Regions from separate parts of the Homo sapiens genome. Here region 1 is linked to region 2. Evidence: chromatin loops called from intact Hi-C (ENCODE). Cell type or tissue: heart right ventricle. All regions are shown on one strand. Each heading gives the region's core, and the rest is flanking DNA. Links, peaks and the distances in the headings are about the cores only.

Region 1 (5,385 bases), core at 176-5,175, 90 kb after region 2:
GAACACAGATGCTAGACTTAGAAGAAAAGGACATTAAAACTTACAACTATATTCTATGTATTCAGAAAGCTAGAGGAAATAGTGAATGTGTCATGTAGAAACATGGGAGATATTTTGTAAAGACCCAAATTGAACTTCCAGAGATGAAAATTACAATATTTGAGATTTAAAACACACTAGGGAAGTAAAAGCAGATTAGACAGTACAGAAAAAAAGGTTAGCAGATTTAAAGACATAGGTATAGAAGCTATCTAAAATAAAACACGGAGAAAAAAACACTCAAATATAAAATAACATACCGTTATTTGTCTGTAGGAAACATCAGGTGTTTCCTAATACATGTGCCATTAGAGTCTCCAGAGGAGCAAAGAAAGAGAAAGGAACAGAAAAAATAAGTGAATATATCTGAGATGTTTCAAAATTTAACTAAAATTATAAACAGATCTAAGAAGTTCAACAAACCCCAAGCACAAGAAACATAAAACAACTATACCAAGGCACATGACAATCAAATTTTTCAAAAGAAGTATTAAGTTAAAGTCTTGCCAGGCATGGTGGCTCACACCTATAATCCCAGCACTTTGGGAGGCTGAGACGGGAGGATCACTTGAGCCCAGGAGTTTGAGACCAGCCTGGGCAACATGGCAAAGGCCTGTCTCTACAAAAAACACCAAAATTAGCCAGGTCTGGTGGCAGACGCCTGTAGTCCCAGCTACTCAGGAGGCTGAGACAGGAAAATTGCTTGAGGACCTGAGGCAGAGGCTGCAATGAGCCGAGATCATATCACTGCACTCCAGCGTGGATGACAGAGTGAGACCCTGTCTTTAAAAAAAAAAAAAAAAGTCTTAAAACCAGCCAGAGAAAAAAGATACTTTACATACAGAGGAACCAAGATAAGCATTTGGGCAGACTTTGTTAGAAGCAGTGCAAGTGAGACAACAATGAAGCAAAATCTTTGAAGGACTGAGAGAAAAAAAAAATCTACACCCAGTAAGAATATCTTTCAAAAATGAGGTGAATTAAGTACATTTTGAGACATATAAAATTGAAAGAATTTATCACCAGCAGATTCACATTACAAAAAGTGATAAAGTCTTTCAGAAAGGTAAGAGGGAGAGAGAAAGGGAAGGAGTGGGAAAGGGAAGGCAAGTAAAAGGATGCCAAATGTTAAGTGTGGACTGAAGACTGAAGACCACTGGAAATGATCACTACAGTTGTAAACACACAAGATTTTTTTCTTATTATTATACTTTAAAAGACAACTGTTTAACTGACTGATGTTATCTGACCAAGACAACATGATTTTTTCTTATACTTTAAAAGACAACTGTTTAACTGACACATTATCTGACCAAGATAACATGACGTATTATCCCATTTAAGCTGTCAGTCATGACCAAGAGGAGTTTAATCTCAAGAATGCAAGAGTTGTTTAATATTCAAAAATAGGCCAGGCGCAGTGGCTCATGCCTGTAATCCCAACACCTTGGGAGGCCAAGGTGGGCAGATCACTTGAGGTCAGGAGTTCGAGACCAGCCTGAGCAACATGGTGAAACTCCATCTCTACTAAAAACACAAAAATTAGCCAGGCATGGTAGCAGGTGCCTATAATCCCAGCTACTGGGGAGCTGAGGCATGAGAATCACTTGAACTCAGGAGACGGAGGTTGCAGTGAGCTGAGATTGTGCCACTTCACTACAGCCTGGGCGACAGAGTGAGACCCCAACTCAAAAATAAATAAACAAAGCAATATTTTTTCAATATAATTCACCATATGAACAAACTAAAATGAAAAAACACATAATCATTTCAATGGATTCAGAAAAAGCATTTGACAATATCCCACATCCAATTCCAGATAAAAACTCTCAACAAATCCAAATAGAAGAGAACTTTCCCAGTCAGCTAAAGAGCATCTATGAAAAACCCATAGCCTTAGCTGGGTGCGGCGGCTCACGCCTGTAATCCCAGCACTTTGGGAGGCCAAGGCGGGCGGATTGCCTGAGATCAGGAGTTTGAGACCAGCCTGGCCAACATGGTGAAACCCCATCTCTACTAAAAAAAAAAATACAAAAAAAGCTGGGTGTGGTGGCATGAGCCTGTAATCCCAGCTATTCAGGAGGCTGAGGCAGGGGAATTGCTTGAACCAGGGAGGTGGAGGTCGCTGTGAGCCAAGATCACGCCACTGCCCTCCAGCCTGGGCAACAGAGCGACACTCAGTCTCAAGCAAAAAAAAAAAAGGAAAAACCCATAGCTAATATCATACGTAGTGGTGAAAGACTGAATTTATATGGAAACGCAAAAGACAGAGAATAGACAACTTTGAAAAGAATGAAACTGAAGGACTAACACCATCTGATTTCAGTGTTTATTATAAATCTACAAATATCAAGACAGTATGGTTATTAGTATAAACATAGACAAATAGATCAATGGAACAGCATAGTCTAGAAATAGACCCACATATGAATGGACAATTGATTTTTTATAAAGGTGCAAAAGAAATTCAGAGGAGAAAGAATGTTCTTCCTAATGAATGACGCTGACACAATTATATATCCATATGCAAAAAAAAGTGCTTTGATCCACATGTCATATTCAAGAATTAACTCAAAATTGATCATAGACTCAAGTGTAAAACCTAAAACTACAAAACTTCTAGAAGGAAATCTAGGAAAATATCTTTGTGACCTTATACTAGGTGAAGGTTTCACAGCTATAGTATTCAACGCACAATCCATAAATGGAAAATTTGACAATTTGACTTCATTGAAGACAAAAATTTCTGCTCTTTGAAAGATACTGTTAAGAATGAAAGGCCAGAAATCGGGAGAAAATATTTACAAATTATATGTCTGATAAAGGACTCTTATCCAAAATATATAATGAACTCTCAAACCCAGTAATACGAGACAAACAATAAAATAAGATACAAACAACCATTAAAAATAGTCAGATTTGAAAACACATTTCACCAAATAAGATACACAGATGGCAAATAAACCTTTAAAACTTTCTCAACATCATTACATTAGAGAAATGCAAATTCAAACCACAATCAGATACCATCATACGTCTGCAAAAGTTGTCAGAATCAAAATGGAGTCACTTGTGTCAAAACCCTGACAAACAGAGCTAAGGAAGGCCATGAAGGAAGGACTTTCATGCACGTATGCCTGATAACAGGAACTATCACAAAAGACTCTGCAAAAACCACAACCTTGCACAAAGGCTGCCACTACCTTACAAAAAACTACTTCTACAAGGACATCTGCCTAGCAATTGAATCGATGCCACCCTTGCTATTGGTCCTAGTAGCCAAGGATTGGCTGAAAACAACTTAATCTTCTTCATTTTACCTTTAAAAACTTTTGCCTTATCTTCCTGAATACGCCCACACATATTCCCATTTCAATGCCCATTCCTGAATAAATCTTTCTTTCAGAGTCTCCTTCTCTGTTATTTAGGTTTGACACACCTATTAGAGTGCTTAAATTAAAAAGACTAAACATACTAAGGTTGGAGACGGGTGAATAAACTGAATTATCATACACTGATAGTGGGTCATTTTACAGACCCACTATATGTGGAACGCTGACTTTAAAAATAGTATGAGGCTGGGCGCAGTGGCTCATGCCTGTAATCCCAGCACTTTGGGAGGCTGAGGCGGGTGGATCATGAGTTCAGGAGTTCAAGACCAGCCTGGCCAAGATGGTGAAACCCATCTCTACTAAAAATACAAAAATTAGCCAGGCAAGGTAGCAGGCGCCTGTAGGCCCAGCTACTCAGGAGGCTGAAGTAGGGGAATTGCTTGACCCCGAGGGGCAGAAGTTACAGTGAGCTGAGATCACACCACTGCACTCCAGCCTGGGCAACAGAGACTCCTTCTCAAAAAAATAAAAAATTAAAATTAAAAAAATAAAAACAATATGAACATTTCATAATATGTTAAACGTACTCCTACTATTTGATCCAGACATTCCAACTGTAGGTATTTAGCCAAGATAAATGAAAATGTACATGCACACAAAGATCTACACATCAGTGTTCATAGCAGCATTATTTGTAATAGCACAAAACTGGAAACCACTTAAATGTTCATCAACAGGTAAATGAACGCCAACTATGGAATATCCATACCATGGATCTAACAGGTGAATGTCAACTATGGCATATCCATACAGTGGAATACTACTCAGCAATAAAAACAAAGAAGCTACTGGCACACAATTTATAATCTCAAAAACAAAAGAATGCTGACTGAAAGAAGCCAAACAAAAACATACACATACTGTATGATTTCATTTATATAAAATTCTTTAAAGTACAAACTGTAACAGAAAGTTGATGGGAGGAAGAAACTACAAAAGGGCACTAGGAAACTTTTAAGGATGATAAATATGTTCATCACCTGAATTTTGGTGACTGTTTTAGGACCTGTACATATGTCAAGACTTATCAACTTGCATAATCTAAAATGTGCAGTTTATTGTATATGTCAATTATACCTCAATGAAGCTGCTAAAAATTAACAACGGGGGAAAAGGGAATAAATGGTAACTTAACCAAACCATAAGAAAAGGAATAAAGAGGAACCAGCAAAATAAAACGAACAACAGGCTAGGCGCGGTGGCTCACGCCTGTAATCCCAACACTTTGGGAGGCCGAGGCGGGTAGATCACCTGAGGTCAGGAGGAGTTTGAGACCAGCCTGGCCAACACAGTGAAACCCCGTCTCTAATAAAAATACAAAAATTAGCCAGGCATGGTGGCATTCACCTTTAATTCCAGCTACTCAGGAGGCTGAAGCAGGAGAATCGCTCGAACCCAGGAGGCGGAGGTTGCAGTGAGCCAAGATCGGGCCACTGCACTCCAGTCTGGGTGACAGAGCAAGACTCCATCTCAAAGAAAATAAAAAATAAAAAAATAAAACAAACAGTGAACATACTTAAGTTGGCAGAAGGAAAGTGAGTATAGTTATCCTTTGTTACACTTGGGGGTTTGGTTTCAGGACCCCCACAGATGCCCAAATCTGCTCATTCCCAAGTCCCAAAGTCAGCCCTGTGGAACCTGCCTATGTGAAAAGTCAGCCCTCTGTTAAAGTGGGTTTCACATCCAGGGAGTACTGTATTTTCAATCTGAGTTTGGTTGAAAAAAATCTGCGTATTAGTAGAGTCTCCCAGATCATACCCGTGTTGTTCAAGGGTCAACTGTATTATCAGTTGTCACTAAATATAAACAAACTGAATTAACCCATTAAAAAACAGACTGTCAGGTTGGCTTAAAAACAAATCCAGCTATGTACTACATGCAAAAAAGAAATGTAAAACAAAGTGATTTTAAGAAGTTGAAAATAAAGGAGTGGCTTCTGATACTATGCAACCAC
Region 2 (5,385 bases), core at 158-5,157:
GTTTTCTAACAGAAGTGTATTTCTTTACATAGGTTACTCACTATAAACAATATCCACCCAACACAAGCAAAGTTTATTCCTACTTTGAATGCCGTGAAAAGAAGACAGAAAACTCCAAATTAAGGAAGGTGAAATATGAGGAAACAGTATTTTATGGGTTGCAGTACATTCTTAATAAGTACTTAAAAGGTATTACTTTTCCTAGTATATTTTAAACACTGCTTATTACTCTTAACTCCTTTAGGAGTTCTTTTAGAATTTTTAACAAATCTGTTAATTTGGATGCATTAAATCATATAATTTGGTGTGTGTTTGATGTTCTAAGTATGAGAAAAGTTTTCTGAAATAAAAGGTTTTTTTTTTTTTTTGGAAACCGAGTTTCGCTCTTGTTGGCCAGGCTGGAGTGCAATGGCATGATCTCAACTCAGCGCAACCTCCGCCTCCTGGTTTCAGGCAATTCTCCTGCCTCTGCCTCCCGAGTAGATGGGATTACAGGCATGCACCACCACACCCAACTAATTTTGTGTTTTTAGTGAAGACGGGCTTTCTCCATGTTGGTCAGGCTGGTCTTGAACTCTCGACCTCAGGTGATCCACCTGTCTCGGCCCACCAAAGTGCTGTGATTACAGGCGTGAGCCACCACTCCTGGCCGAACTAAAAGTTTTGAAATAAGTTTAGAAAAGTCATTAATTTTTGGAGGCTAATCTTGTTTGTTATACTTTAGTCATTAATTCAAAGTAAAGGAGTTGTTAATGAACTGGAAACTCCTTTTGAATTATGGTAGCAATCAGAATATTTTTATATTAGCCAGTTTTACCTTGAAGACCTATTTTTAAAAACTACCTGTGTCTCTGGACTTAGTTGCAAATGCATATTAAAACAAAAATCCCCCAATTTCTGTGCTTTCTTATTTGAAAGGCCATTTCTAGGGGGAAAACAGTTCCCAAACACATTATACATGTTGGAAAAGTTTATCTCTAACCTTTTGAATTAAACAATTTCAGAATTGAAAACAGTAAGGTGAATTTTAGGCCAATAACTCTTTTCTATAATCTTGACTCTTTTAAGATTAGGCAGTTCAGATAGTCTTATACTACTGAAAACCTAGCTAGATATCAGAAGTAATTATTAGTGGCAAGAATACCAAAGTTAATACCAAAGTTTTTTTGTTTTGTTTTGTTTTTAGACAGGGTCTCACTCAGTCACCCAGGCTGGAGTGCAGTGGTGCAATCTTGGCTCACTGCAACCTCTGCCTCCCAGGCTCCAGAGATCCTTCCTGCTCAGCCTCTCAAGTAACTGGGACCACAGGCTCGCACCACCATGCCTGGCTACTTTTTTATAGTGACAGGGTCTCACCATGTTGACCAGGCTGGTCTCAAACTTTTGAGCTCTCAAGCGACCCGCCCGCCTTGGCCTCCCAAAATGCTGGGATTACAGACATGAGCCACCACGCCTGGCCCCAAGATACTTTAAACGAGTTTACTAGTTATCTTGTATTAAGTTACCAGCAACTGATAGCACACTTTAATTTAGTCATACAACTTAAGAACTTTGTAAAATATTACTCATTTTTAATTATAACTAAAATGTATTGATTACCTATTCTAGGCCAGCATTATTGTAAGTGGTTCGTATGTCTTAACTCATTTTGTCCTCACAAACATCATATAAGTGGGTACTCGACTTTTATCCTCATTTACGGATAAGAAAAGTTAATTAAAAGTGTGTTGTTTGGGGGGCAGACATTTAGTAATTGTGGAAATTACTGACTTACCAACCCTAAAGATGCCACATTCTTTACGAACGAAGTGAGACGTTTCATTTGGATGTAAGAAGCTTTTGAGTCATCTCAAAGTTGAAAAGTACCAAAATTAATCGAGAGAAAAAAATTAAGTTAATATCATTTTTAAAAGCTGTGCAAGTAATAATTTTTTCTATTACACATCTGCTTTTACAATAAATAAACATTTATACTTTGAGTTATTAAAAGTACAAATTCCTTTTCTGACTCTGCTGTTGACTCTGGGTGAGCATTTAACCTCTTAGTTATATTTTTAATCCATAGAATGGGTGAAATAGCCAAAGATATTAAGTCTGTGACAGTTCAGCAACTCACAGAATGCACCTTTAGAAATGTAAACAGGACATGTATATTCTTCTAGGTAAAGTAGTAACCAAAGAGAAAATCCAGGAAGCCAAAGATGTCTACAAAGAACATTTCCAAGATGATGTCTTTAATGAAAAGGGATGGAACTACATTCTTGAGGTAAAAGATGGTTTCATCTTTTGATCTGTTTTGGTTTTTCTTTCAGTTCAAAACTTCTTGCAAAGGAATTTGTTTTTGTTTTGTGTTTTTTGAGAGAAAGTGTCACTCTGTCACCCAGGCTGGAGTGCAGTGGCACAATCTCGGCTCACTGCAACCTCTGCTTCCTAGGTTCAAGCTATTCTCCTGCCTTAGCCTCCTTAGTAGCTGGGACTACAGGCACGCACCACCACACCTGGCTAATTTTTGTATTTTTAGTAGAGATGGGGTTTTACTGTGTTGGCCAGGCTGGTCTCAAACTCCTGACTTCAAGTGATCTGCCCACCTTGGCCTCCCAAAGTGCTGGGATTACAGGTGTGAGCCACCATCCCCGGCCAGAATTTGAATAAGAGATTAGAGTATCATTACAGTTCTTTTTTGTTTGTGATCTGAATATAATGGCTATTTCATAGCCATTATATATCCTTTTGAAAAGTTATATTATAGCCAATATATCCTTTTGAAAAGTTAAGGTTGACATTTTATCCCTCTCCCCGCATCCCCCATGTTAAATCATTAGCATATAGAATCTACAGCAAGTCTAAGTAATTAATAAAAATGAATTATAACTTAAATAACATTTTTGAGAAAGATAATTCATTCTTGAAAATACACTATAGGTAGGAAAGGGCATGGTTATTTGGCAATTTCAAAATGTAGGTCTGTTTTCTTGACTGAAAATAGATGCTGTGAGTCTATCACTACACATAATTCTGGGAAGTTTCTCACTGTATAGTGAGAATGGCTTGGTGCTGATCCACAAAGTTGATTTTTAGTCTTGATTGTATTATATTTATATCTAGTATGTTTGAATTCATTGCCTAAATATTAAGGCACTCAAAGACATGGTAATAGAATTATAAGAGTTAAATATCCCGTGGTGGTTTCCTTTTATTACAATGATCAGTTGGGAATGGAATCTGTTGGCGTATCTTGATGTTGAGTGTTACTTTTAAGTCTCACAAACGAAAGTTTCTTACATTGAAAAGACTGTCAAACACAGAATAATTAGAAATACTTTAACTTTCATGCCTATATGACAATACTGAGCTATACTATTTGGTACTTATGGGTCTTGAAAAAGTCAGGTAAGTACTCTGTGCTGCACTTTTCCTGTATCTTAAATAAGGTCAATAGAATCTGTGAGCTATCACCTGTACTTGCTCCATTTCTCTTCTGTGAGGTTTGTTGTAAGGATAAATACAGTAATAAGTTAGGTACTATGCTTATTACTATACTGTCCAGTGGCCAGGGCAATAAGTCGTTTGATTATATGATCAGAAAATCTTGGGGAACTAAAGGTTCTCTAGAGATAATCTGGTCTAACCCCATTTTACAAACAGAATCTGAGACCGAGAGATGGCAAGTGACTAGTCCAGGGTCTCCCCGCTGCTTTTGAGTCCAAACTAGGACCTGTAGGGCAATGTTCTTTTTGCTATACACTGTGCCTCCAGTGCTTGTATTAAACAGATTTTTCTTGTATTTAATTACCTTGTCCCAAATCACATAAATAAATTATCAGGATTTCTGAAACAGCTTGCCTTCCTAGTGAAAAGTTAGGCACAGCTCTTAGCTTTAAAAGGGAGGTACAGTGTCACATAACAAATAACCTTCAGCCTAATTTTGGAGGCAATTATTACATTAAGAGGAAGTCAGTTAAGTCATACTCGAGTGTTAATTGCCAAGATTCTGTGTTTGGCCTGTCTCATAGTTTCAGGTCCACGACCAGAATAGAGGGAACCTATTTCGGTTCTTCTGCAGGGATTTCCCTAGCTCTCCTTCTCTCTCGTTTTGTTTTCTTTTGTTCTTTAATAGCAATCCTTTATCTTTCAATCTGCAGCCTTTATTTTGTGAAAATAACGAATTTAGAATAAAGGTAGTGTTCTTGGAATACTTTTAGAATATGTTGGAATAAAGTCATCCTTTCTCATTTTCTGAAAAAGCAGGGAAGAAGCAACAGTTTGGTTTTGATGAGTTTGGAATTTTCTGCCACTTGTAGTGATAAATGTTCTTAGCAGAAGCACGTGGCAGCATTAAACTTAAAAATTAATATCAGTACGTATGTTAATAATTTTAACTAGTTTTATTTTAGAAGGATAAGGATATTCTGACTAGATTACAGTAACATCTACAATTGCAATTTCTATGACAGTAAATTTAGCTTCTATAAAACGTAAAGAACCTTTAGTAAAACAGCAGGGAATTGAGTATCATCTGTTGAATAAATAAATTTATCATTTTATCCTGCCAGAAGTATGATGGGCATCTTCCAATAGAAATAAAAGCTGTTCCTGAGGGCTTTGTCATTCCCAGAGGAAATGTTCTCTTCACGGTGGAAAACACAGATCCAGAGTGTTACTGGCTTACAAATTGGATTGAGGTAAATTGTTTTTTTAATTCTTATTTAACATTAATTGAATAAAGACCATTGAACTGAGATTACAGTTTAGAATTTGTTACTAATAAAGCTATATAATCTCCTATAATTTACTTAACCTTTCCAGGCTTCAATTTCCTCATCTATAAAATGACAGACTAAATAATCTTTAAGGTTTCTTCTAGTAGAATAGAATGTTCTGAGATTTTGTTTAAATCAAATTATTGAGAGTGATTGTTTTTAAAACCTAGTTGGCTTTCATCTAATTCATTGCCATTTTAAGTGTGTATTATTTTAGAGCAAACTTAGAAAAACAGCACATTTCTAGTAACTTACGACATTCGATGAATGATAAATGTTCAAGTTAGACTAAAGGAACTTTATTCCAACTTCTAGTAACTACTTTCTTCATTTTTCTCTCATCAGTTTAGGTCTTAGGATCTACCATCTGTTACTTTTCAGTTTCTCATCTAAATAAAACAAGATCTGCTGTTCATATTGTTTAATTTCTCAGGAAGGGTACATTTTGGGCTTTGGGTTTATACTGCGAGCCTTTTTTTTGTTTTTCTTGTATGTATACCTAAGTAGTCATATGTTTTCACATGGTCAGAGTTTTGATAATAATACTCTACCTAGCTTCTGAACAGTTTAATAATAGATTTAATCCGTGAGAGGAAATACCCTCGAAAGTTACTATAGAAATAAC

What was found. Hi-C counts contacts between places; a loop is a spot of excess contacts. Peaks named below come from ENCODE experiments on the same cell type or tissue, not always from the same donor. Only the 100,000 strongest peaks of a DNase experiment are listed, where the experiment ranks them.
Region 1: a loop joins it to region 2, with 2.1 times the contacts of the local background. A loop is called at or near these places in 51 of 110 quality-filtered maps.

Annotation. Positions count from the first base shown.
Region 1 is chr7:106,181,897-106,187,281 of GRCh38, reverse strand. No RefSeq gene overlaps it. Among named protein-coding and RNA genes, the nearest start is that of SYPL1, 72 kb to the right of the region's middle. In heart right ventricle, for the core only: no CTCF peak of the experiment used is centred there; no DNase peak of the experiment used is centred there.
Region 2 is chr7:106,271,827-106,277,211 of GRCh38, reverse strand. NAMPT (nicotinamide phosphoribosyltransferase) reads left to right here. Exons shown (of 11, transcript NM_005746.3): 2 at 33-189; 3 at 2,163-2,266; 4 at 4,554-4,682. Among named protein-coding and RNA genes, the nearest start is that of NAMPT, 10 kb to the left of the region's middle. In heart right ventricle, for the core only: no CTCF peak of the experiment used is centred there; no DNase peak of the experiment used is centred there; H3K27ac peaks cover 2,140 bases.